Regions from separate parts of the Homo sapiens genome. Here regions 1, 3, 4 and 5 are each linked to region 2. Evidence: chromatin loops called from intact Hi-C (ENCODE). Cell type or tissue: HepG2. All regions are shown on one strand.

What was found. A loop is a pair of places that touch in the nucleus more often than their neighbours do. Peaks named below come from ENCODE experiments on the same cell type or tissue, not always from the same donor. Only the 100,000 strongest peaks of a DNase experiment are listed, where the experiment ranks them.
Region 1: a loop joins it to region 2, with 13 times the contacts of the local background. A loop is called at or near these places in 2 of 110 quality-filtered maps.
Region 3: a loop joins it to region 2, with 2.8 times the contacts of the local background. A loop is called at or near these places in 2 of 110 quality-filtered maps.
Region 4: it touches region 2 in a loop (4-fold over the local background); 97 of 110 quality-filtered maps call a loop at or near these places.
Region 5: it touches region 2 in a loop (3-fold over the local background); 4 of 110 quality-filtered maps call a loop at or near these places.

What each region holds. Positions count from the first base shown.
Region 1 is chr5:147,904,687-147,909,686 of GRCh38, forward strand. It overlaps C5orf46 (chromosome 5 open reading frame 46), which reads right to left and starts at 1,852. Exons shown (of 4, transcript NM_206966.3): 1 at 1,746-1,852. The coding sequence starts at 1,815. In HepG2, no CTCF peak of the experiment used is centred here; a DNase peak (open chromatin) is centred at 1,885.
Region 2 is chr5:147,832,786-147,837,785 of GRCh38, forward strand. It overlaps a transcript of SPINK1 not described here. Among named protein-coding and RNA genes, the nearest start is that of SPINK1, 3.6 kb to the left of the region's middle. In HepG2, no CTCF peak of the experiment used is centred here; a DNase peak (open chromatin) is centred at 2,766; H3K27me3 peaks cover 855 bases.
Region 3 is chr5:148,145,314-148,150,313 of GRCh38, forward strand. No RefSeq gene overlaps it. Among named protein-coding and RNA genes, the nearest start is that of SPINK14, 21 kb to the right of the region's middle. RefSeq lists a silencer at 673-967. In HepG2, no CTCF peak of the experiment used is centred here; DNase peaks (open chromatin) are centred at 718, 1,398 and 2,288.
Region 4 is chr5:147,625,416-147,630,415 of GRCh38, forward strand. JAKMIP2 (janus kinase and microtubule interacting protein 2) reads right to left here. Exons shown (of 22, transcript NM_001270941.2): 15 at 4,278-4,331; 16 at 3,336-3,401. The region is part of intron 3 of JAKMIP2-AS1 (JAKMIP2 antisense RNA 1); the gene reads left to right. Among named protein-coding and RNA genes, the nearest start is that of JAKMIP2-AS1, 68 kb to the left of the region's middle. In HepG2, a CTCF peak has its summit at 2,853 (motif pointing right); a DNase peak (open chromatin) is centred at 2,856.
Region 5 is chr5:147,645,983-147,650,982 of GRCh38, forward strand. It overlaps JAKMIP2 (janus kinase and microtubule interacting protein 2), which reads right to left. Exons shown (of 22, transcript NM_001270941.2): 4 at 4,356-4,565; 5 at 2,394-2,492. The region is part of intron 3 of JAKMIP2-AS1 (JAKMIP2 antisense RNA 1); the gene reads left to right. Among named protein-coding and RNA genes, the nearest start is that of JAKMIP2-AS1, 88 kb to the left of the region's middle. In HepG2, no CTCF peak of the experiment used is centred here; a DNase peak (open chromatin) is centred at 2,819.

The sequences.
Region 1 (5,000 bases), 72 kb after region 2:
TGCTCTGGAGTTTTATAGATCTGTCTGATTCCTGCCTTTAACAAAAAATTAGCCATGTAAACTTGCACACAGTGCTTAACTTTGCATCTCTCAGTTTCCTCATATGTTGTCAGGATTGAAAGATATTTTATATATTATATATCTATATATATATACACACACATACATATATCTATATTATATATACATACATATATCATATATATACCACTTATCGTAGTACCAATCCCAAGATAAACTTACCTTATATAAATAAATAATAAATGAAAGAATGAATAAATAAATGTTATCTGTTTTATTGTTACTATTAATAATAATAGCAGCAAAATGATTTATAATTCACTTTCTCCTCTAGTGCTTTAGAAGATAATATAAATTTTAAAAATGCTATTAAAATATTAAACGATTGATATCCTAGAAACAATCTTCAAAGTCAATAGTTTAATATTTTCTTTTTTCAAGTATTATATGGGATAGCCTTTATTTACAGTAACTACTTTGTTGAGTTTCTTAGTGAATGTGAATATAATGTTCTTAATAAACAGTATTGCTGATATTTGTAGAGTTTTAATAGTTTACAAAGTAATTAAAAAGCATATTCATTTGACCTGGTGAAGTTGATAGTTATCCCGTTTTACAGATAAAGAAACTGAGGTTCAAAGCAGTGAACGATTTAACCAGTTTCAGAGTTTATAAGAGACAGGGTGGTGCCTGGTCTTGGTATCAAATCTCTCCTTTCACTTCACTGTAGTGATTTCTTTAGGAGTAGAATGGACTGAATAATATCCGTGGCCATGTCTAGAGTAATTCTGTTGTAATGTCTGTCTGTGTGTTCTTCAGCCAAGTTACATTCAAAGGATTCTGTCACTAAATGTTTGCACTCCCTCTGTTTTCTGGTCTATCATTCTGAATGGAGCTCACAGACTTTTGCAGACAAACAGTAAATTAATTAATGAGAAGGCAGCATACAGCATGAGCTTCTATGTGCTTGGAAAAGGTGGGAAAGAAATAGTTGCTCGATAATAGTAGAAAGAATCTAGGAACCTAGGTTTCACTCCCAGATGCCACTTTCACCTGTATGTATGCTCAAGTAACTTGCCCTCTGCAACCTGTTTATTAACCTGCAAAAAGGAAAATGATAAAACTGTACATGTTTACATCATTGGATTACTATGAGAACCAAATGAGATTATACATGACAACAATAGCAGGTAGTATTTATTGCATGCTTACTATCAACCAGGTACCCTTCCAATTTGTTTCATTCCTTTTATTTAATTTTCATGATAACTTTACGAGAAAGTTAAATGTCCCCATTTATATGTGAGGCCTAGAGAGATTGAATAGCATTCCTAAAGTCACATTTCTGGTTAGTGGTAGAGCCAGGTACAGGAGTTTTATTCCAGAGTACATATTCTTCACCAATGAACATTATTAGGAATAATTATCAAAAAATAAATGCCAGTCAGCTCCCATGGAATTTATACTAGAATAGTGTCATTATATCATAAGAGCACATAAAAAAATTTCAAACTTCATACATCCACTGAAAATAGAGGCTAGGTTTTTATTAAAATTCTACTTTCTTTGTGTTAGAAGATACACCTCTTGTCTCCCAGGCCAGTGCTCTTTCTGGAGTGCCCAAAGACCCCTTCTTTCTTTTATGTTCTGAATCAGTGCCATCAGCTTTCTCTAGTCACTGCTAACTACTGAACAATTCATGGGCTGTGATCAGAAGCACTTACCTGCATAGCAGGTCAGGAATAAGACAAGCAGTCCCAGGACAACTGTCAGGCGAAGTACTGAGACAGCCATTCTGGTAGCACGGGGTATTCGTGCAGATAAATTGTTCAGATACATGTGAAACAATGCTCCATTTATAGGGCATAGATAGGTGACATCATCTGCTTTGGAATTTAGATTGTTGCACAAGATGTCTGCACAGCTTGCTTTTGGATCTGTACTAATGAGACATACCCTATCATTCAAACCAAACATTTTACATATAGGGAAAGAAAAACCCTCTTGATTTTTAAAATTTGTATCTATAAAGGGTTCTGGAGTGAATCTCTTGAGGCTAGTTTCAAGGCCAGCATTGATAATTAAAGGGATATCAGGTAGAATTGCTCGTCAGTGCCAAGCAGCAGGCAACAAATCAGATTGGCAAGGCAAGCCTACACCCTCCCTTTACACTCTATGCCTTCCCTCGTGCTCTGGGACAATCCCTTGTTCCCACATGGGCATGCCCTTTCACACCCCATGCGTCTGCTCTTGCTCTTCCTTCTTCCTCAGATACCCTCCTCCTTGTCTCCCTTCGGATCACTCCTACGTATTCCTCAGTTCAAATGGTCCTTCTTTGTGATACCTTCATGATAACCACTCCACCCTTCTCCAGGCAGTTTGTTACTTCATCATCTGCCCTATAGCACACTTGACCCCATTGTATAAGAACTAAGTGTTGGCTGGGCGCGGTGGCTCACACCTATAATCCAAGCACTTTGGGAGGCTGAGGTGGGCGAATCACGAAGTCAGGAGTTCAAGACCATCCTGGCCAACATGGTGAAACCCCGTCTCTACTAAAAATACAAAAAATTAGCTGGTCGTAGTGGCAGATACCTGTAATCCCAACTACTTGGGAGGCTGAGGCAGGAGAATCGCTTGAACCCTGGGAGGCGGAGATTGCAGTGAGCGGAGATCACACCACTGCACTCCAGCCTGGGTGACAGAGTGAGACTCTGTCTCAAAACAAACAGAAAACGACAACATAAACTGTCTTATTTATTTTACTTTTATTTTTCTCTTTTTTTTCCATCAACTTTTATTTGAAGTTCCAGGCTACACATGTAGCCAGCAGGATGTGCAGGTTTGTTACATAGGGAAACATGTGCCATGATGATGATTTGCTGCACAGATCAACCTGTCACCTAGGTTTCTTTCTTTCTTTTTTTTTTTTTTTTTTTTTGAGACTGAGTCTCGCTCTGTTGCCAGGCTGGAGTGCAGTGGCGCGATCTCAGTTCACTGCAACCTCCGACTCCCTGGTTCAAGTGATTCTCCTGCCTCAGCCTCCCTAGTAGCTGGGACTACAGGCATGTGCCACCATGCCCAGCTAAGTTTTGTATTTTTAGTAGAGACAGGGTTTCACTATGTTGGCCAGGATCATCTCAATCTCCTGACCTCGTGATCTGCCCGCCTCAGCCTTCCCAAGTGTTGGGATTACAGGCGTGAGCTACCGTGCCTGGCTGGCACCTAGGTATTAAGCCCAGCATCCATTAGCTATTCTTCCTGATGCTCTCTTTCCCCTTGAAACCCTGACAGACCCCAGTGTGTGTTGCTCCCCTGAATGTGCCCATGTGTTCTCATAGGAGAACTAAGTGTTTTAACAGCTCTCTTCTCTTTCAGCTTGTGGATCCACTTATTTGTTTATTGGCAAAATATTGTACATATTCGTGGTGCACAATATGATGTTTTGAAATATGCATATATTGTGCAAAGGCTATATCTGGCTATTTAATACCCAGACTACTCATACTTATCTTTTTTTGTGTGGCGAGAACACTTAAAATCTGCTCTCTTAGCAATTTTCAAGTATACAATACAATGTTATTAACTATAGCCACCATGATGTAAAATAGATGTCTCAAACTCATTCCTCCTATTTAGCTCAAATTTTATATCTTTTGACCAACATCTCCCCAATCCCTCCCACTACCCAACTCCCGGTCTCTGGTAACTATCATTCTACTCTTTGCCTCTGTGAGTTCATCTTGTTTAGAGTCTGCATGTAAATGAGATCATGTGGTATGTATTTGTCTTTCTTTGTCTTTCAGTGCCTGGTTTATTTCATGTAACATCATGTCCTCCAGGTTCAACTGTGTTGCAAATGATAGAATTTCCTTCTTTTTTAAGGCTCTATAGTAAATAGTATTCCAGTGTATACATATCATGGTTTCTTTTTCTATTCACCTGTTGATGGACACTTAGGTTGATTCCTAGCCTGTAGGTCTCAAGAGAAGAATGTTTTATTACTGCTGAATCCTCATGGAGCCTACTCTATTGCCTGGTCTTGGTCTCACCTTTGACTTCACCTCCTCTGAAAGTTTGTTCCGGTTTTTCCAAATAGAGATAGATGATCCTCTGATGTACCTGCTAGGTCCTTTTTAAATGTCTTTACCAATAGGCTGTAGGCTTCTCGAAGGCAAAACTATCTTTTTTAGAGTTGAATACATATTAACTGAGGCACATGGCAAATACCAAAACACATACATACACACACACACACAAAACAAAACAAAACAAAACAAAACAAAAAAACAGCAGCAGAAGAAAAAATAATCTGGGAATTGATTAAGACCAGTCTTTCTCCCCGACTGCCAGACTCCATTGCCTTGGTCTCTATACCCATACCCATCACCATGGTTCCCCTTGAATAAAGTCTACCTTACCATCTTTTTTTTTTTAAAAGAAATAATTAACTGGATTAAATATATTTGCACTTGGTGAAACAGAATGTTGGATTTGAGATGCTGCTATGTATTTCAGATGTAAAATAATCTCCCTTTGCAATACACGCAAGAGAATAAAGTTTGGTTCAAGTCTAGATGATATTGGTTATCCTGAGGAATGCTATAAATTCATTTAATTGGAATGTGGACTTGGGAATACCTAAACTTATTGATTTACCAATACTTATACTTTGCATGTGTCAAAATACCATTTTATAAATGGGAAAGTTAACTAAAGTATGGACAAAAGGAGGTTCATCCAGCATCTCAGAGCCAAGGCTAGGGCAATGTTTCTTACTTACTAGTTATACTCTTCACAAGGCACCAAACCACTTCTGGAACATAATCAGGCAGCTCTGTTGCACCTTGTGTGGTGTGGCCTTCCAAGGCCTTCCCAACGTATCTTCTCAGGAAAACACTGGTCTTGTCTCTCTTGCACAAAGGGTTGAATCTAGACTCTAGACTCTAGATCACCACTGTTTGTATAGGACAGACAAG
Region 2 (5,000 bases):
TGGCAGGCTAACTTCTTAGCTTCCAAGTAGGATAAAATCTCAAACCCTTCCCAAGTCATGACAAGAACTGTATTTATCTCTTAAGACAGATCAGTAAATAAAAATAACAATCTCTGTCTTCATGGAGCTTCCATTGCCTTTTTGTTGAGGGAGGCAAGTGACAAAAAATAATAAGTGATTATAAAATATATCAGATAAATATTATGGAGAAAAGGACAAGAAGGATAAGGGTGCTGGAGGGTTAAGGAGATATGTATCATAGCGTAATCAGAGAAGGTCTTGCTTTTCAGGTGATATCACACAGAGACATGAAGGAAATGAGGATTTGAACTATGCATTTATTCCAAGGATGTGCATTCCAGACAGAGAGAATAGTAAGCGCAAAGGTTCTGAGGCTGACGCTGGTTTGACATGTTTGAGAAACATCCAGGAGGACACTCTGGCTTGAGCAAAGTGATAGAGGGCAAAATGGGAGATGAAATAATGGAAGCAGTGAGGGTCTAAATCTAGTGCAGTCTAGAGTAAGGACTTTGGTTTTTATCAAAGGGAAGCTTTGGAAGTGTTTAGTTCTTGAAATCACTATTTGGATGTTTTACAGCTACCTCAAATCTAATATGTTCCATACTACTATTTTGATCTTTCACCACAATATTTTTGTCTCTATTCTCCCTACAGCTTCTTTTCTTTCCAGTAGATCACTCAAGCCCAAACCTCGTTGTTCTCCCTGATATTTCCCTTTCCCCTTTCTATGCATCATCTTCCACACTTAATTTGCTACCAAGTTCTCTTCTTGGATTCATGTTCAAAATAACCTCAATCCTGGACACTTCTCATTAGCTTCCACTGTCATATCTAAGACAATGCCATCCTTTCCCCCTGGGTTTCTGCATTTCCTGCAAAGAGTTTCTCAATATTTGTTGTTATTTCTTCCTTAAAGCTGCTGCCCATAGAAAGGCCCATAGGGATCTTTATGGACTGCAAATTTGATCATGTATCTGTCCAGTTTCTCATTGTTCAGAATGCTCAGGAAGAATTTAGGTCCTGTATGACTTGGCTCCTTTCTATCTTTATTCCCCAAGAGATTCTTCCTTGCTCAATCTGGTCATTTCCTTGCTACGTTGGTCATTTCTCTGTTACCCTTTACTAGGACCAACAAAACAAAATAATACAAAACAGCTTTTCACCTTCTAAGGTTAAAAGGTTAAGTGGTATTTTCTCAAGAAGCCATTCTTTCTGGGTCTTCCTTTACTTCTTTCTGCATCTAGATTATTCCCTCCTATTGTACGATCTTCATAAAACCCTTCATTGCACTTAAAATAATTCCAACTCTATAGCTATTCATACGATTATTATGTAATATCTTTATTTTTAGGGAGTAAATACAGTTGCTTTATTTATTGTAGCACCTAACAAAGTGTCTGGAAAATAGTTGATACTAAATAAATATTTGCTAAAAACATAAATTAAGTGATAAATGTATATATTTCTGAAGACCAAGGTTTATGCCTTGTTCACTTCTGTGTCTCCGGTGCCTCCGGTTGAGTAGCCATTCATTGGTTCACCATTCGGCCTTTTATTCATTCAACTATTAATATATTCAAATATTCATCAAGTCCTTACTATACAAAAATTTTTGGCTGAGTGCTAGGGAAATGGATATGATGTCTGCCCTCATGGAGTTTAGTCTTAGCATTGATAGATGTTGGTTGGATCATATTTGATTTGATTTGAGATGAAAATATATTGGTTCTTTTCATCTCAAATCATTATTTAAATAGTAGTTTTGTGACCAGTAAGAAACTTCCAATAACCACTGTTAAGGAAGGTTCATATATGAGAAAAGGATTTTTTTCTTGGGTCTCACAAGCAGTGTGGGGAGAAGGGAATTGGCTGGGATCTGGTCACAGAAACTCATTAGATAATAATAGCAGCAGTAATAACTTTAGATTTAGGCCTGCCTGATGCCAAAGCCTGGACTTTTTTCACCAAACAGTGCTTTTTAAACATTTTGACTGTGAACCTAAAGTAAAAATTTTGAGTTATGGCCTAGCATATGCATTATATGTAGATATGTGAGCAGACAAATACAGTTGTTAAAAAATAAAACAGTCTTATTATATGTGAGGACTCTTGATAGATTTTTTTATTCTATTCCATCCCAGTTTGCCAATCCTAATCTGTGATTAGAAAAAACATTTCACTACAGAAACATATCCTATGGACCCTAGACAATCTTGTTTTTTAAATCACTACAATACTAAGATGAATTCTAGTTAAAAACTGGCCCTAAATTTGTGATAGGGAATGGCCCTTTGCAGACAACAAGTTAAAGAGGATAAAAAAAACCCATGGAGAAAGGGGCCTGTCTCCAATTATAAATCTGCCATTTCAACTGTGACATGAGTGGGCAAAACAGTTTTCTCAACTACAAAAATACACATCATACAGTGTTCATTTGGTGTGAGAATAAACCAAGAAACCATAAGTAAATATTGTGCAAAAATATTATTCCTCACATGTCCAGGAATTATAATTGCTAGCTAGTAATAATATCACCCTCCTTCCATGAATTAGAACAATAGAAAATATACTGAGGCCTCATACAATCAATTCTTGACAGAATAAATATTGTTTGCCCCGGGAGATGAGGAGTGCATTGACCAGAGAAATCCTGCCACCGTGCTAGACTATTAGTCATATTGAATGTGTTTACATTGCTCAACCTTGTGTACATTTTTTCCTTTTCTTCTTTACTGCTCTGAGTACATATTTATGCATGTCTATCTTTGGGAACTCAAGTAAACATATTATGACCTACTCCCCTCTGATTCAAGGACTAATTATTCACCTGAGTAAAGAGTGATGACAAAACTCAAGAGAACTGCTCTAATGGATGTTGATAATACATGTTGGAATGGGGATATTGGGCTGGCACCTGTTGATTTTCACATTCTGTGCCCAAAGTTTAACTAGTAAGAAAAAAATGACAGAAACTAGAGATATACAGCTTATTATATTTAGAGACCTCCTTGACATTTGGAGACCTCCTTGACATAGCTGCAACTTAATTCTTCAACTTTTATTTTTCATTATTTAGGGAACTTCATGGCTTTTCATAAATGACCTCTTGTTTTTATTCCACTGCTTGTTCTCCAAATAGGTTGCATGTGTACCTATTTGCTGTACCCATCCTCTACAGCTTGGGTAAAATGTCTGTGGTGCTTGATGCAATTAGGAAAGATTTACTCACTTTCCTTTGCCTCTCATAGCAGTTTGTAAAGCTATCACTTAATAATTACATTGATTACATCCTCCTCCTCATCATTATCATTATAGCCACTACTAATATTTTTCAAAAGCTTCTATTCATCAGTCACTGCAGTATTTTATTTTCATCATTTTAATCCTGATATCATTGTTATTTCTCTTTTATAAGAAAGGAAACTGAAGCACAGAGATTTCAGTTTTCTTGTTCCTGGTAACAGATTAACAGATATGGTATTTACTGATTTGTGTGTGTGTGTGTGTGTGTGTGTGTGTGTGTGTACAAACTTAATGTCATGGTTAGAACATTGGATTAAACTCCAAGAAACCAGGATTCTTAATTTAATACTGCCACAAAGAAAGGGTTGCCCCCTCGTCTATGTAAACCCTGCACTTAAGCGTCTCTGTTACAGCACTTTAAACTGGAAATTCTAATTTTTCATTTTTCTTATTTGTCTCCTTTACTAAACTCCTGGATGTCATGACCTTTTATCTACACAGTCAAGTACACTGTTAGATCCAGTGGCACCTGATAATATGTGCGAAATCCATGCCTTCTAAGCATTTGTGGGCATAGTAGACTTTAATAAGATTGCAAAGAATTGCATCACACACTAGGCAACAAAATATTTTAAAAACATGTCAGACTTTATAACTACTCTTAACTGGAAGTCTTTCTTGGTCATTTCCCGCCAAGCAGTAGCCAAACTTACAAATGTATGTTACTCCATCTTCATTCTCTTTTCTACTCTCTCCAGCCAGGAATGAAACAACCAGTTTCTTTCCTTGTCTAGAACAGAAACAGATGACACCTTGGCTCTGGAGATACCATATCTAACAAGTTCTTTTCAGGATATTTTCCCAAAAAAGACAGTTCTTTCCCTAAAATAAATTCTGGTGCCAGCTGTAAAGATAATAACATTTCCAGCATGTCATTTAATGATTGAAAGTCTAATCTTTGCAGAATGACAGACCTCAGTTCAAACCTATGTGTAACTTTGAGCTAAACTTCATATTTATGACCCTCAATTTTCATAATTTTTCCTCTAAATACCCTCAGGCTGGATGGGTTTTAAAATTCAAATTTTTTTTGTAAATTTTTGAAAAGTTATATGTGCAGTTCAGAAAGCCCAGTGGTGCCTGGCACAGCACCCTTTAATCAAATACACCAATAATTCTTCTGCAAAACGTATCATGTAGAGAAAATAATTATCCTTAAATCATCTCTTGACAGATTTTGCTGTCAAATGAGTTACAAAATGAAACAAAAGAAAAACTTCTGAAACAAAACAAAAACAAAACAAACCCCTCTGTGGGGTTTGAAATGATGAATTAGGGACTGTGGACCTGTAGATACTTCACAGAGTTGTTATGAGGAATTAAGAGGATAATGCCTTTGCATAAGGCTCATAGCTCACACCAGGACAACAAGGGGTTAATAAGTGCCTGTGCCTACTTCTACTATTGCTGCCATATGGTGGCTCATGTCAAATTTGGGATCAACTACGTGCCCTTTCTCTTTCCTTATATTGGTGTAATCTTTCCTTATTGTATGTTCAATTTATAGGAAATTTCTGAAACTGCTCTTACATTAACTTCTTTTCTTTCTTTCTTTCTTTCTTTCTTTCTTTCTTTCTTTCTTTCTTTCTTTCTTTCTTTCTTTCTTTTTTGGGATGGAGTCTCACTCTGTCACCTGGGCTGGAGTGCAGTGGCATGATCTCAGCTTACTGCAACCT
Region 3 (5,000 bases), 310 kb after region 2:
CCCAGAAAAAAATATCCTGTTAAGTGTATTTTTTTTTTTGTAATTAACATTGTACTTTCAACTAATTAATTGTTTTTTATTAGCTAAATACATAATGTGTAGTTGACAAAGATCTCAATCAGGAAAAGGTATTTCTTTAAGGTTGATAAGATCCTGGATTGACAGAACTGGAAGAGACTTAGAGATAATTTATCCAATATCCTTAATACATGGAGATCCTGAAGCTGAGAGGAACAGTGATTTTCTGAGCAAACCTAAGTGAGTATAAATCAGAAATAAAAATTTAAGTGAATGGCTTGTAATCTCATGTTCTTTACACCACATCCTTTAGCCTCATGAATCCTAGTCTTGTGTTCTCTGTATAAATAATATTGTCTATCTGATTGTGTTTTCAGGCAAAAGGAATGGAATTTGTATTCAGTGATCTTAGAAAATTGTTAGTTATCTGCAGAAATGGTCACTTCTGCTTATTTGTAGAATATTTCAATTTTATATCTACAGGACATGAGGTAGAAAAAGTACACTTGTAGATTTAATCCGCATATAGCAATGGGGTTAGTGATAAAAAGTGAATTCCAATGCCTTGACTTACATGAAAGAAATCCACAGGGTCAGTTATACAATGAAAGGCTGTCAGCTATTATATTCTTACTTTGGAATCAACTTTGTTCCTGTAGTTTTAAGTAAAAAGAGTTGGCAGAAATTCTACTGCTAAGATCTCTAAAAGTGAGCTCTTAAACATATTTGCTTATGTTCTAGCCTTTGTTTGTAGAACAGGCATTGAGGAGTTGAACAGGAAATGTCACATTCTTTAGCCAGGAGCTATTCCTATACACTCAGAAGCAGCAGCTGGATGAGCTCCAGCTGTAAGGGTTTACTCAGGAACTTCTGGTAGGGATGCTCACCCTCAGATTAGCTGTCTTAGTTCATTTTGTTTTGCTATACAGAATATTTGAGGCTAGGTAAATTATAAAGGAAAGAGTTTTTTTTTTTTTTTTTTTTTTAGCTCATTGTTCTACAAGCTAAGTTCAAGAGCATAGCACCACATCTGGCTGGCTTCTGGTGAGGCGACATTCTGGGTCAAAACATGGTGGAGAAGCATTAAAGTGAGTGGCATGTTCAAAGAGATCTCATGGCAAGAGAGTAAGGAAGAGAGAGAATCTAGGAAGCTGAACTCAATTTTATAACACCTGCTTTCTGGTAACTAATCCAGTCCTTCAATAGTGAGAACCCACTCACTACCAAGGGAGGACATTAATCTATTCATGAGAAATACATATATTTTGGGGTTCTCCAAGGCTCAAACACCTTCCACTAGGCCTCACCTCCCAACATTTACACATCGGAGATCAAATTGCAACATGACCTTTGGCATGTTTAAATGCCATGTGGTTTGGCATGTGCTTTTCCTTGACAAATGAAGCAAATACCCTATCTTGAGTTAACAGACAATCATCATGGAAAAGGTCAATCTTGGATGTGGGAGGGACCCTGCCTTGTTTGTGTATTTATACCTGTATGGGATAGACCACTCTTCTCTCTCTGGACTCCTTGGCTCAGAGCAGCATATCTCCATCATTGGCATTCACCATCACTATGAAGGGCTTCACTGCTTTTGCCATCCTTGGTCTAGCAGTCACTGCTTGGGCTACCTCGCCATATGGCAAGTCAGGGTTTCTTTCCAATAGTCACGCGTTTATGTTAACTGTAATATATTCAGCCTTCATTAAATTATAAATGTTAATGTCTAAAGAAAATTTAGAAGGCATCTGTTTGAATTGGCCTGATTAACAAAAGTGAGTTGAGTCAGATCTTTAGTGTGAGGAAGAGAGACTGAGGAGAGGGATAAAAGGATTGTGGCTGTATGTTCCATTCCTGAGCAGGATCCCTCAGGTTTATGACTTGCCCTTTCAGAAACAACCTATAAAGCTTTGGGACCATAACCCATGCCATCCTACTCAGAGGATGCCCACAGGAACTCCTGGACATCTGTGACAGTCCTTTCTCAATAAACAGAGCTTTCCCCACTGGATTTTTTTTTTTTTTTAAATCAGAGCCACATGCATGTCTATCTTCATCCTGAGTTTGGACTTGCATGAAGAAATGGCCTCTTTTAGGGCTGGGCTGGGCAAGGACTATTGCTGGGAAATGGGTTTTGGTTACCATGAACAATGGGGATTTAGCTTTGCACTTCTAACTGTGCAATTTGTTCTTTCTCCAACTGCTCCTCTTCAACTGATTCTTGCTTCGCTCTCTTCTGGTGATCAAACAAAAGGGACAAAGGTGAGTGCAACCTTCTCTGTGTGGTATTTGTAAAAATGAAGTCATAGTGAATGTGTAAATAGAGCTGTGAAAGTAGCTAAACTGGCTCACAGTGGATTCACGTAACTCCTCTGGAGGTAAAAACATGTCTGCTCTGCGCCTTCCTGGTGGTATTTCCTTCTCTAAAGCTTGCACAAGGAACCTCTTCTCAAAAGAACCGCAGATAAAGTAAACTTTTATCTTTGTATAGTATTTTAAATTTTCTGAGCATTTTTCACATTCCTTATTCTTTTAGACTTTCATTAGAATCCTTAAAGGAGAGATTGATATTTCCTTGTTAAACAGAAAATTCCCTTATTATTTAGCGCATGTTCTGGTCTGTTTATTTCTGTAGCACAACACCTGGTCCATAGAAGTTCTTCAGATGTGTTTGTTGAAAAGCTGAAGAGGCTAGTTTTCTTTCCACTTCCTTCCCCTTCAACATCTTCATATAAGAATAGAATTTAATAATGGGAATACAGGGCATTATTTTTTGTTCCAACTATAGGTGAACTGTTCCAGATACATTAAAGGCTTAAAGACTGCATGCCCAAGAGACTGGAGACCAATATGTGGCACAGATCAGAAAACTTACAGTAATGAATGCATGTTTTGCATGCAAAACCAGGAAGTGTTATACTCAATTTGAAGCCCCAATTCGTCTTTTTTTATGATTATAAAGCCCACACTGGCCAAAATCTTGGTCTTTTAAAACATGGCTTGACAAATGCCACTTTTTGTGTGCTTCCTCAATACCCCATGCACAATGCTCTGTTAAAGTTGTGAAAAAGAAAAGCTTAGCTATATGTCTAAAGAAATATACATATATGTGTATATGTGGATTTACATATGTAAATATATATATGTGTATGTTTGTGTACTTGTTGGAAGTAATGGCAAAAACTGCAATTACTTTTGTACATATATATACATATATAAAATATATTGGTTATTCAACCAAATTCTCATTCACATTATACACTATCTTTTGGGTATTAGCTGTTACCTATATGCATTTGATACCCACATTGCATTTAAGGAAACAGTCTCAAGCAGGAAATATATATTGGTCACATTTTCATGAATCTCCTATACTTTTCTTCCTCCACAGGATAATTTTGAGGATAGCTATTTCTATTTAGGCTGTTAGCCATAGACACATAAAACCTTGTGAACTTATATGGAAATATATGACTTTGATCTATCCTTTAGAATTTGTGTTTCCTCTCATGATCGTCTAGAAAAGTTGAGGGAAGAGAATGATAGTACAAATGAATAGTTGGAATTAGCATATCCCCACCACTACTAGCACTACAAGTTTAATATTAAGTCTTTACTTTTAACAAGATCTGAGACTTTAGAAGAATGAAACAATGATTATTACCAGCCTTCCAGTAGTATGAATTCAATACTTTATGATTCATGGTTAAAATCATGGGCTTTGGTGTCAAACATTCGGATTAGAATCCAGACTCCACTTTGTAGATTATGCAAATACCCAAGTTACTACAAGCTTCAGTGTTCTTATCTCTAAGACAGAAATTATAATAGAATTTAGGATTCACTGTGATAAAGCATGCCAAATCTTAGCTAAGTAGCCAACACAGAGTGCTTTATAGAAGTAAGCTCCTTTTTTCTTATCTTTTTCTTCCTTCTTTTCTCCTATTTTCTAGTCCTTTTGAAAATTTAAAGTCAAGTGTCACAGCAAGTGTTATCCAGAATAAGGTCTCTCAGTATATGTTAGCTCACACACTAATGCAACCAGAAGAGATTAAAATTATATTATCTCATATCCTGTTTTTAGAGAGCAGAAATCTAATATTTAGAAAGAAGTGACTATACCAAAATTGTACAGACTTTAAGTGGCAGGGAAAGATTTGGGTGTATTTTCTTTTTCTTAATTGCAAAGTTAAGAATGTTTTCACACTATATTATGTCTTAGATTCTCACTGAATATTCACAGGATTTTAAAAAATGCTCAATCTACTTTTAGTGTTGATTTTATGTTTTTATATTCTTACTTGATTCAAAAATGTTCATATATTAAAGATGTTTACTATCAGTATTAACCAACTGGGATAGTTATTCAAGAAGAGCTTCTCATTCTCAGTCTAGGTCAGACAACAAAGAAATAACATATGACTATTTTACTCTATAGACTATGAAATCTCAAATTATCACATTATGCATTCAATAAAATCTTCTCTTCCAGAGATCAAGAATTTCAACTCAGAAAACTTCATGAAGGTAAATGTGTAAGTATATGCAGAAATTTTATTAATTCTTAATTCTTAATTCTTGATGTAAAATATGCCTCATTTTCGTAGAAAACAACCATTTAAAAATACATATTCTAAAAATTACCTATGACTATTTATATTCATAGATAAGGCATCTGGCCAACCTAAGCAGATCTGAAATATAGCAGAGGAAGAGTTCACAAACCTTATTTATAGCCCTTAATTGGAATATATTGCTATCCATATAGTTATTTTCTAACATTGCAATTAACTAGAAGGTTAAGGTGAGGATTTCAAGGAAAATTAGGAACTTAAGACGCTTTTATAACAATAAAAAAGTTATAAATAAAGTATGAAAAAATTTAAAAACAAGCGTAGACACAATTAATTCAGGGGTAAAAAGCTAGGTGGGTGGAGTGTCAATAATTCTAATAGAGTTTAAAATGTGATATAAGATAA
Region 4 (5,000 bases), 210 kb before region 2:
GAGGCATGCCGAGACTGGAGAGGTGCTAAGTTCTTTGCACATACACATGGTTTCCCCTTGAAACAAATTTCTGTCAATCATGGGTTTTGTGTAAATAGACTCATATTGCAATTGTACCCATCCAAAACCTAAAATCCTTCATCTTGCTTGCTGTCCATTTGTTATCAAGAAACATATTTTTTAAAATCATGTTTTTAAGAGTACTGTGAACTAAAGTCATTATATCATGAGCATTAGATATAGATTTGTGTGTTGGTTGCTGTTCCTTCCTACTTGTGTAATCCAGGACAAGTTACTGAATATCCCAAGCCTCAGTTTCCTCATGTATAAAATAAAAACAATGGTACCCCAATGTACATTATTTGGGCGGTGGATACACTAACAGCCAAGACTTCACCACTACACCATGTATCCATGTAATAAAAGTATACCTGTACTCCGTAAATTTATACAAATTAAAAAATAGTGACAGCTGTAGAATGGTTGTAAGGAACAGTACATAAGTACATAATGTACTTATGGCATTGAGTGCAGTATCCAGCCCCTAATATGTTCTCACTCAAGGTCACTGCCATTATTTTTAATACAAAGTGACAACTGGGTTTGCTTGTTGGAATTTTGTCTAGGCTCAAATTCTGGCTAAAGATCATACTCCCATATAACAGAGTGCTATTCAAATTGGTAGTCTCAAGACATTCATTGTTGTTGTTTAGAATTACTTGGATGTAGAAACTTTTATCTGTGAATCCCACAGACAAGAGATAAATTTAATCTGTGCTTTGCAAAAGTCTGCACAAAAGGCAGCTGAACAGACCATGAGCACTTTAGGGAAGGCTTGTGTCTTGTTCATCTGGTTCCTAGCTTTCTACCACAGTGCTAAGCACAGAGTCATCACCCTGTATTTGTTCAACTGGTCCCTATACCTTTCTTGCAAAAAAAGTAAGCAGAGGCATGGGCTAATTTGCCTCAGCTCCGACAGCCCAGCTCCCATGGGGTCTGCAAAGCCTATTTCCCACAGGAGGAGGAGTTTGGTGCAAGACGTAAGATCATGGGCTTTAGAACCAGACTCCTTGGGTGTGAATCCTGACTCCATCAACTTCAGGCTGTGTGACCTTAGGCAGTTATCTACCTTTTTTGTGCTTCAGATTCCTTGTGTGAAATAAAGGTCACACTAGTACCTAGTCTCCAGCAGTTAGAAAGTGCCTATCTCAAAAGGAGCACTGCGCAAGTCTTGGTTCTGATAAGCACAGTTGTTGGTTCTGATAAGTACAGTTGTACTGCACCCACACAGGGCAGGGAGCAGAAGATATTTCTCCCATCAGTCTCAGTAAATGTGAGACACACAAGGCTGTATTTCCTTTCTTTCACCTCCTCAATCCTCATCTTCCATAGAATCAGCCCATGTTTTGTTTGTAGCCCTAAACCCAGGCGATTTTTTCTTGCAGTAAAGAATTGCAGCCCTTCATGATTCCAGCTGAATAAGGCTCTCTTGCTATCATTGCCAGATGATAGCAGCACTGGAGGCACAGACTGTGTTTTTTTCATCTTTGTGTTGTCACTGAAATGGTGTCTTATGAGCATTCACAAATTCACACCTTTGCTCCTTCAGTTAACATTTATTCATGACTTACTACATGTGCTGGACTAGTGTGAAAAGCTAGGGCAAAAAACAGGGGGTGGGGAGTGGAGAGACACAACTATTTGTCCTCATGGGCCTTAGAGTCTAGTGGTAGTTAGATGGGGCCATATGACAAATGCAAATGGACAGTGTAATGCAATTGTCAAAAGCCATGGGAGCAGTAGCACAGGCCACTGTGGGAACATAGAGCAGGAACACCTAAGGGGGCTTGGATGAACAGGCAGGCCTCCTCATTATGGGGAAGTCTGATGCTCAAGATTTAGCCAGGCAGAGGTAGAAAGGCAAGATGGGACTATCTTCCAGGTAAAAAGATCAGTGTAAAGGACCAAGAGTGGAGAATGGAGAGAGAAAGAGAGAGAGAATGGAGGGAGAGAAGGGAGAGGAGACACTAGAGAAATAGGTAGATAAGACTCAAATCCCAGAGGGTCTGTATGCCAAATTCTAAATTTGGACCTTCTGTTAGAGATAATGAGGCATTTGCTGGGGAGGGATCAGAGAAAGTGATTAGGTCTGTAATTAAACTGTGTAGGAAGTAAGTTTTTTTAAAAGAAAAAATTCCAGCTTTCATTTTATTTCACATGTAAATACTTCAATGTGTATCTCTAACAGATAAAGCCTTTCTGTAAAAAAAAAAAAAAAAAAAAAAAAAACCCACAAGGTTATTGGTACACTTTACAAAATTAACATTAATTACTTTTGTCATCTGATACCCAGTCCACATTAAATTTCTCCAGTTGTCAACAAAATGTCCTTTTTAAAAAACACCTGGTTAAGTGTCTTTTTATTTCATAGCTATAGTTCTTTGTTCTCCCTGTTTTTTATTTCATTCTTTTGTTTGAGTAACTTAACTGTTATTTGGCCCGTAGAATTCCCTCATTTCAGATTGGAGAGAGCTGATTGCTTGCTCTCATTTTATCCAACCATGTGCACATGACTCTCAAGTATTTACTGGTACTTTTTTTTTTTTTTTAAAGGAGATGGAGTCTCACTATGTTGCCTAGGCTGAAGTACAGTGGTTACTCACAGGCATGATCATAGTACACTATAGCCCCAAATTCTTGGGCTCAAGTGAGCCTCCTCCCTCAGCCTCCAAAGTAGCTAGGACTATAGGTACATACCATCCAGCCAGGCTTTATGCATTGATTCATGAGGTACTCTGAATACACCAATTTATCTGGCCATTTACCAGGTTTAGACACAAGGTGGAGCCAGAGCTCAGTCAGTGTTGATTTTCTCCTGACAGTCTCTATGTCGGACTTTCTGAATGAGAAGGCAATGAGCCCCTACTAAGCCACAGGATCAGTTGGGAGCAATGGTAGGTACACACCCCAGGATAAGTCTATGATAAGAGCAATGCTCCAGTTTATCATCGCCCCGCAGAATTCTTCTTTGTGGTTTCCCAGCTTGGTAGGGATTGTGTAAATAATGTAATCTAGAAGGTTTTCTGTTTTTAAAAAATTATATATATTTTTAAGGAACTTCAAAGCAAAAATTAGCCACCCATCCCAAATCAGTGTATAGACTTTTCGTTTGGGTGTTCTCATTCTATCTGGGTTGTACTACCCTTAAAAATAAAATGTGTATTAGGTATTCACACACAGTCATGTGCAGAGGGAATGTCCTTCACACCCTAGTCTGCTCGTTCAGTATTAAGCCAGACACCGAGATGATTTGAAATGTTTGTACGGCTCATTACCTTCTCTGCCAGGGACAGCACAGTGCTGGCCTGAATTATGGCCACTTGTTCTTCATTTCTTAAATTCTGTAAAAAATAAGAAAGGCCGTCAGCTGAACATACTGACATTATTTACCCCAAAGAAAATACTGTCTGACTGACTGCTACAGAGCATTCTGTATAAGCCTGTATAGAAACTTAACAAATTCCTATTCTGTTTAGTAATAATTCTGAACAAAGAGTTAATCAAAACCCGGAAGAAGTATATTAAACGTGATTTTTTAAATATCTCCTTAACACCGATTTGATTTTGTGTCACTGGAGGCATACTTTATTAATAGTCATGTTATGAGAAAAACAGAAACCAAAATGGAATAAAAAACAGTCTCTTCATAGAAGTTTTGATGTAATTTTACTAATTCTGTTCTCTCCTTTGATAATTTTTCAAGGGAAAAACGGTGATTCTTTCAACCTACAAGCACCAATCACATAGTATCACAATAAATGGTCCTCCCACTGAATTAATGTGCCTTGACCCTGTCTGGAAGATGTTTTCGGAAAGAAAATGCATTATAGCCTCCTGGTCCATTTTTATGGCACTGCCAACAACCCTAGTATTTAGCAGCCTTTGCAAATGCGTGACTGATTAATTTCACACTGGATGCCTTTGAGCTAGAGTCAGACAATAATTAGCTTTACTTATTGGAGATGTGGTCGACATTCAAACCTGAAACCTGCCCGCAAAAAGCACTTTACCAGGTCTCATTTCTGCTACTACCTTCCAGAGATCCTTACAACCCCTTAGCCAAGTTGTTTGATAAATTGTATATTCTTCCCAAGGAGCAACATCCTTAAGTGAAATGGCATCTCACTTGCTCTTACTTTACACATGATGCATTGTTAAGTATCTCTTGCCTCTGTTTAGGCAAATTCATATCTATACTAAATCAATTCTTTACTTACCCCATTATCACCCAAGATATCAAGCTGCTTTATGAGATCAGGGATGTTCACATCCTGCAAAATCAAGCAGAAACTCATGTCAAAGACAAATGTGGCCTCCTATTCCATCAGTGCCTGAACATGAAGTTAGAGGAAGACATTTTAGGGCCTGAACTTCCTTGGGATGTTTTCAATCTGGCACACCTAGTTTTAAGTTTCAATTTTGCTTCTTACATGCTGTGTGAACTTGGGTCAGGTACTTAACAGATCATTCTTAATTTTGCTAGTTGCAAAATGGAGATAATAAATTCCTACTTCATAGGCTGAGCTGATCTTCAGGATAAACAGACTGTGTATGAAAGAGTCTAGCATGTAGTAAAAGACTTGGAATATTCTCATTAACTTTCTTCTCATGACTGCCAAATCTTTTTTTTTTCAATTGTGATAGGCTTTCAGGTATAAAAAAGTAATAGGTAATAAATATAAAGAATCAACCAATTTTATTCTAATTAGCAAAATTCTGACCTGATTGAATTTTGACTGCCATGTAGAAAACTATAGTGCAGTACCATTTTTTTAAAGGTGGTTAGCATTAATTTCATCTATCTTATTTTTACCCTGTTCCTTGAGTCAGTTTGAAGCAGCTGAACTCCATTCGAAAGAGTTCATTGGATTAGGTTGTTTGTGATTTATCTGAGAAAAAATGCATCGAAGGAAAAGGCAAAGTAAATTCTTTTCATTTAA
Region 5 (5,000 bases), 190 kb before region 2:
CTCATGATTAGCTTATTCTTTTCTTACTAATGATTCTGAATGTGAGTATGTATTGGGAGAAGAGCAAGGAAAAAGGAGGGCTGTATTCGAAATATTTGAGAAGACTTTTTAAAGTGCGCACTACTGTTCTTGAGATTCTAAGATTTTGGGAAGTGCTGAGGTGGAAGACTTAGCTAATTATGAATATTTGTAAAATCTCATCTTACGATTCTTAAACAGCACTTCTGCAAATCCATCTCAATCTCAATTTCGTATTAAAGAAATAACTCCATTTCATATTAAAGGCCAAAACTGGGTTTATTTTTACAAATAATCTGACTTAGTCCTGAAGCATTAATGCCTTAGTCCTTAGTGCCTGAAGCATTAATATTAAATATTGCATACATATAAGGACAATAAGTTATTCTTATTTTTTAATCTGTCTCTTCTGAAGGTCAATGATGTGAGTTTTAAATATTTAAATTTACTTATTAATACAATTCACAGAAAATGCAGATATACATAAAGAAAATATCTATAATTCTATCACATCATACATCAATAACCATAGTCCCACAATACCCAACAAAATGTTCCTTTTAAGATACACCTTAAATAAAACACAGAAAGGTTGGAAAAAAGTGTGTTTGTGTGTGTATATATGTATGTGTAAATATGTATGTATATATGTATGTCTATATAGTTATAAATACATATATATATACACATACACATGTATATGCACACTAACACTAAAACAAAAATCTGATGTAGTTCAACTAATAACAACGACTTTAAGCCAAGAAGTATTACCAGAGGAAAAAAAAAGCATAATGATTAAAGGGTCAATACACACAAAAAATATAACAAATATTAATTTATATTCATCTAGTAACATAATTTCTAATATATTATAAATACATATTATTGTTCTACATATAAAGTTAAATTTAAAGAACTAAGAAGGATATAGACAAATCTTTTGGGAGAACAAGCAGACAAAAATATCAGTAAGAATTGAAAAATTTTAAACAAGATTATTAACAAACTTCAATCAAACTGCAACTAATAATTACAGAGTATGCCTCCTTTTCATGTAAACATGTAACATTGCTAAAATTGACTGTATGCTGAGGTCATAAAGCAAATCTCAACAAATTTTGAAGGAATGAAATATACAAAGTACATTCTCTGACTATAGTAGAATTAAGGTAGAAATTGATACCAGAAAGATAACTAAAAAAATCTCTAAATGTTTTGAAATTAAGCCATCTACTTCTAAGTGACCCATATATCAAAGAAAAATTACATGATATTAGAAAAATTTTTGAATGAAATAACAATATATTAAACTAAAGCAAGGCTTAGAGGGTCAATTACAGCCTAAAATGCATATATTTGAAAAAAGGAAAGGCTGAAAATAACTCTTATATGAATAGCTCTATTAAAAACAAAAACGTAAGCCATAGAGCAAGATATTTTAAATGCAAATGTACCACAAGTGATGATAAAAAAAATCCTAATAGTAACTGAAACAGTAAAGGCAGCATAACAGAAAATGGGCAAAAGGCTAAGGACAAATTATATCTGAAAGACTAGTAAATATTTGAAAAGTTACCCTACCTTCTTAATAATGAGGAAAATTAAAACCATAATGTAAGGTGTAAGAGTATGCCCTACATCCACCAACATGACTAACAATTATTTTTGTATGTTGGAAAAGATATGGAGAAACTACCACTTTCATTCATTATTGGTGGGAATTGTGACAACTCACTGTTTGGTAATAACTATTGATGCTGACTACATCCATACTCTAACATCCAGTAATTCTACTCCTCTGCATATTCCACCAGAAATGGGCATATTTTTTCAGAAACGACATGTAGAAGCACTGTTCTTCTCAAAACAGCTCAGAAGTTTTAAGAAACAACATAAATGTCCATTAACAATAACATGGATCAGTATATTGTGATATATTATTTGAATACTATAGAGAAATGAAAATGAATGAATTCTACATGCAACACAATGGATAAATCTCACAAACAAAGCTGAGTGAAAGAAGCAGAAGAAGTCAGACAAAAAAGAGAAAATATTGTATGATTTCATTTACAAAAAAATGTTTAATGGTGATAGACATCTATGGCGATTGAAGTCAGAATAGTGGTTAAGTTTAACAGGATGCTAATTGGGAGGGGTCACAAGAAGCGGGGGTGTGAGATGCTGGTAATCTTCCATTTATTCATCTGGATGGTGGTTTTTTGAGTGTGCCACTTTGTGAATATCTATTGAATGGTATCTTTATTATTTGTACACTTTTCTCTATTATGGTACGTATCTATAACATAGTATGTAATTCTGTAACATAATGCTTAACAACAACATCAACAAAAATTTTTAGTATATCTCACCAGTTCATTTCGTTCATCTCCAAGCAAGGTATTCCTGTCTTCTAATTTTCTTATAGTGGCATTCAATTCAGCTATTCTCTTTTGATTTCTTCGCAAATCCTACAAAGAAAAATTAAAATGGGTATTTCTTCAACAACACTTTTCACAAAGTTTGGGAATATCACTTATTATTCATAAAAGTAATAGGCTCAGTTCTCTTATCTGGCTCCTGAAGTGAGAATAAAATATTCTTTTATCCAAAGAGTAAATATTTACCCTTTTATAACTCTCAATATTCACCACTTGGGTTGAAGACCACGCCAGGTTGTAATTGCAAATGAATTCCATGTGGCAGATACTCCCTGGATCCAGGACTCAGGGCAGGGAGAGTGCAGAGGGTTGGATCAACTTATCAGAGCTGTGTGCTGTGGGACCAAGGTCATGATGTGATTACATAAGGTTCAAAGGGCATCCCTTGTGTCATGGCCACACATTGCTTCCCACAGCTTAGACAGCTGTCCTGGTATTACCATTAGCCACAGAGGGGAGAGAGTAGGAGGTAGGGATTAATATTGTCAATTCCTTCATACTCCTGAAGAAAAAGGTCAAGGTGAGAAAATGTTGATGTATTACCTTCATGTATAAAGGTCAGTAGTTTATAGGATAGGCCTGACTAGTATATTCTGCCCAATGCAACTGGCTTCTCCACTGGCAGAATGGCTGTGAATCACCTTACACAGGGCATTCATGGCTTAATTTCATGTTGTAGAGTTATATAAGACTGTTATTATCATATGCTAACAATTATATTATCATCTTACATTTTGATAATGCTGTACTGTTGACAAAGTAGTTTCAAATACATTATATCCCAGCATTCATAATATCCTAAAGGATTCAGTAGAACAGGTAAAATTCAGATAGGTAATAACTCCTTTAAGGTCTTGTGGCTAATGTCAAAAGATAAGTAACTAATATGTATTAAATGCTATGTGCCAGACACCATGCTCAACATTTTACATATTATCTCTTCTAATCTTTAGACCAGCCATATGAGGTACTACTATAGCTTCTATTTTACACATGAGGAAACTGAATGGTGAAGTGGTTTGCCTAAGGACACACAGTAAATGGCAGATTTGGGATTTGAACCAAAGAGTCTGACTCTAGAGCCCATTCTCTTGACAACTATGCTATATTGCGGGTACCTGTCAGTGTCAGAACTAAAACTTACAGAAACTGCTAAATCCTAGATAAGTACTCCTTCCACCACCTACTAAGATTATATACATATATATATATATTTATTCTGAATATCAATTCATAAATTATTCATTACTTAGTTCTAAGTAGTACTTTGGAACCCATCTCTGTTCCTAAATAATACATTTCCATTATTATAGCAGCAAAATAATTGGAAAGGTATAAGAGTTATAGCCAACTGCATATAAGCCCATTTCTATTGCGCACTTCCGAAAATAATTTCTCATATAAAATGATGAAAATTCATGGAAATAAGTGGTAAGTTCAATCAGACAATAAGTCTTCAGATGAAGATTAAAAATGGTTTTGTCTTTTATGCAGTTATACATTTTGACCCCTGTAGATGACAACCATCTTTATCAATTTCCAACCCAATTGTTCACAAAAGGGAAAATTACCAGTGTAGGCAAGAGGCAAAATATTTTCATCTAATTTATGTTTCTTATAATAGACTTAAGTTTGGATAGGTATTGCCTGGCTAGAAAAATTCTAGGAAGGATTTAAAGAAATCTATCTCATGTGATCTGCTAATGTAGTGCAGACCACTTAGTTGTCTATGAGTTTAGAAAACCCTGTTCTCAAGATACTAGCTGATTTTATAGTAGAAGGTAGATTGATTTCTTTGTAGTAAACAAGAAAAGAGCTTAAGTAAAAGGTAAAACTTGGGAGCTAAATAAAAGATGACTTGTGCATTCTTAACTTCAACTAGAATGGACTTACAGGACTGCTGCAGTGTTCGGAACCATCACCTGCCCTTCCTGGAATTTCTCGTTTTGGGCTGCTCATGTTGCACTCAGCCTCCTTGACCAGAAAGAGTTGTTCGTCCAAAGCCTCCTTCTGAAGTTGGAGTTTCTGTACATAGCCTGTCTGGGTCTCCAGTTCCTTTTCCAGGGAAAAGATGATCCTGTCCTTGGCTTTGATTTCATCCATCTGAATTAAATGAGACCCAGGACATTTTATTTAACAATGCTGTAAAGAAATACATTTTTACAATGGTGTAGGTTTAACTTCTTTTATCTGATTGATACAGAAAAAAAATCACGGATTTGATAAGTGTATTGGTTTCATGAGTAAGATGAGGCAACATTGTGTAATGAAGAAGTATCCTGGGTTAATTAGGTGTCAAGGAGAGTAATTTTTTTTCTCTCTAGTATATCCTGTGAAGATGTTTTGACTCAATATATTGTTTGAAATAGTCTGGGTTGATTAGATATGCAAAGGACAGTCTAACTTTAAAATAGCCATTAATTTTAATAAAGATGAACATTAAATATTCCACTCTAATGTTTCCTAGGACATTTTTTGATGTCACTTCTTCTTTGGGCAAATGGGTATTCAGATTCAATCAAAATAGCTGTTGCTCCT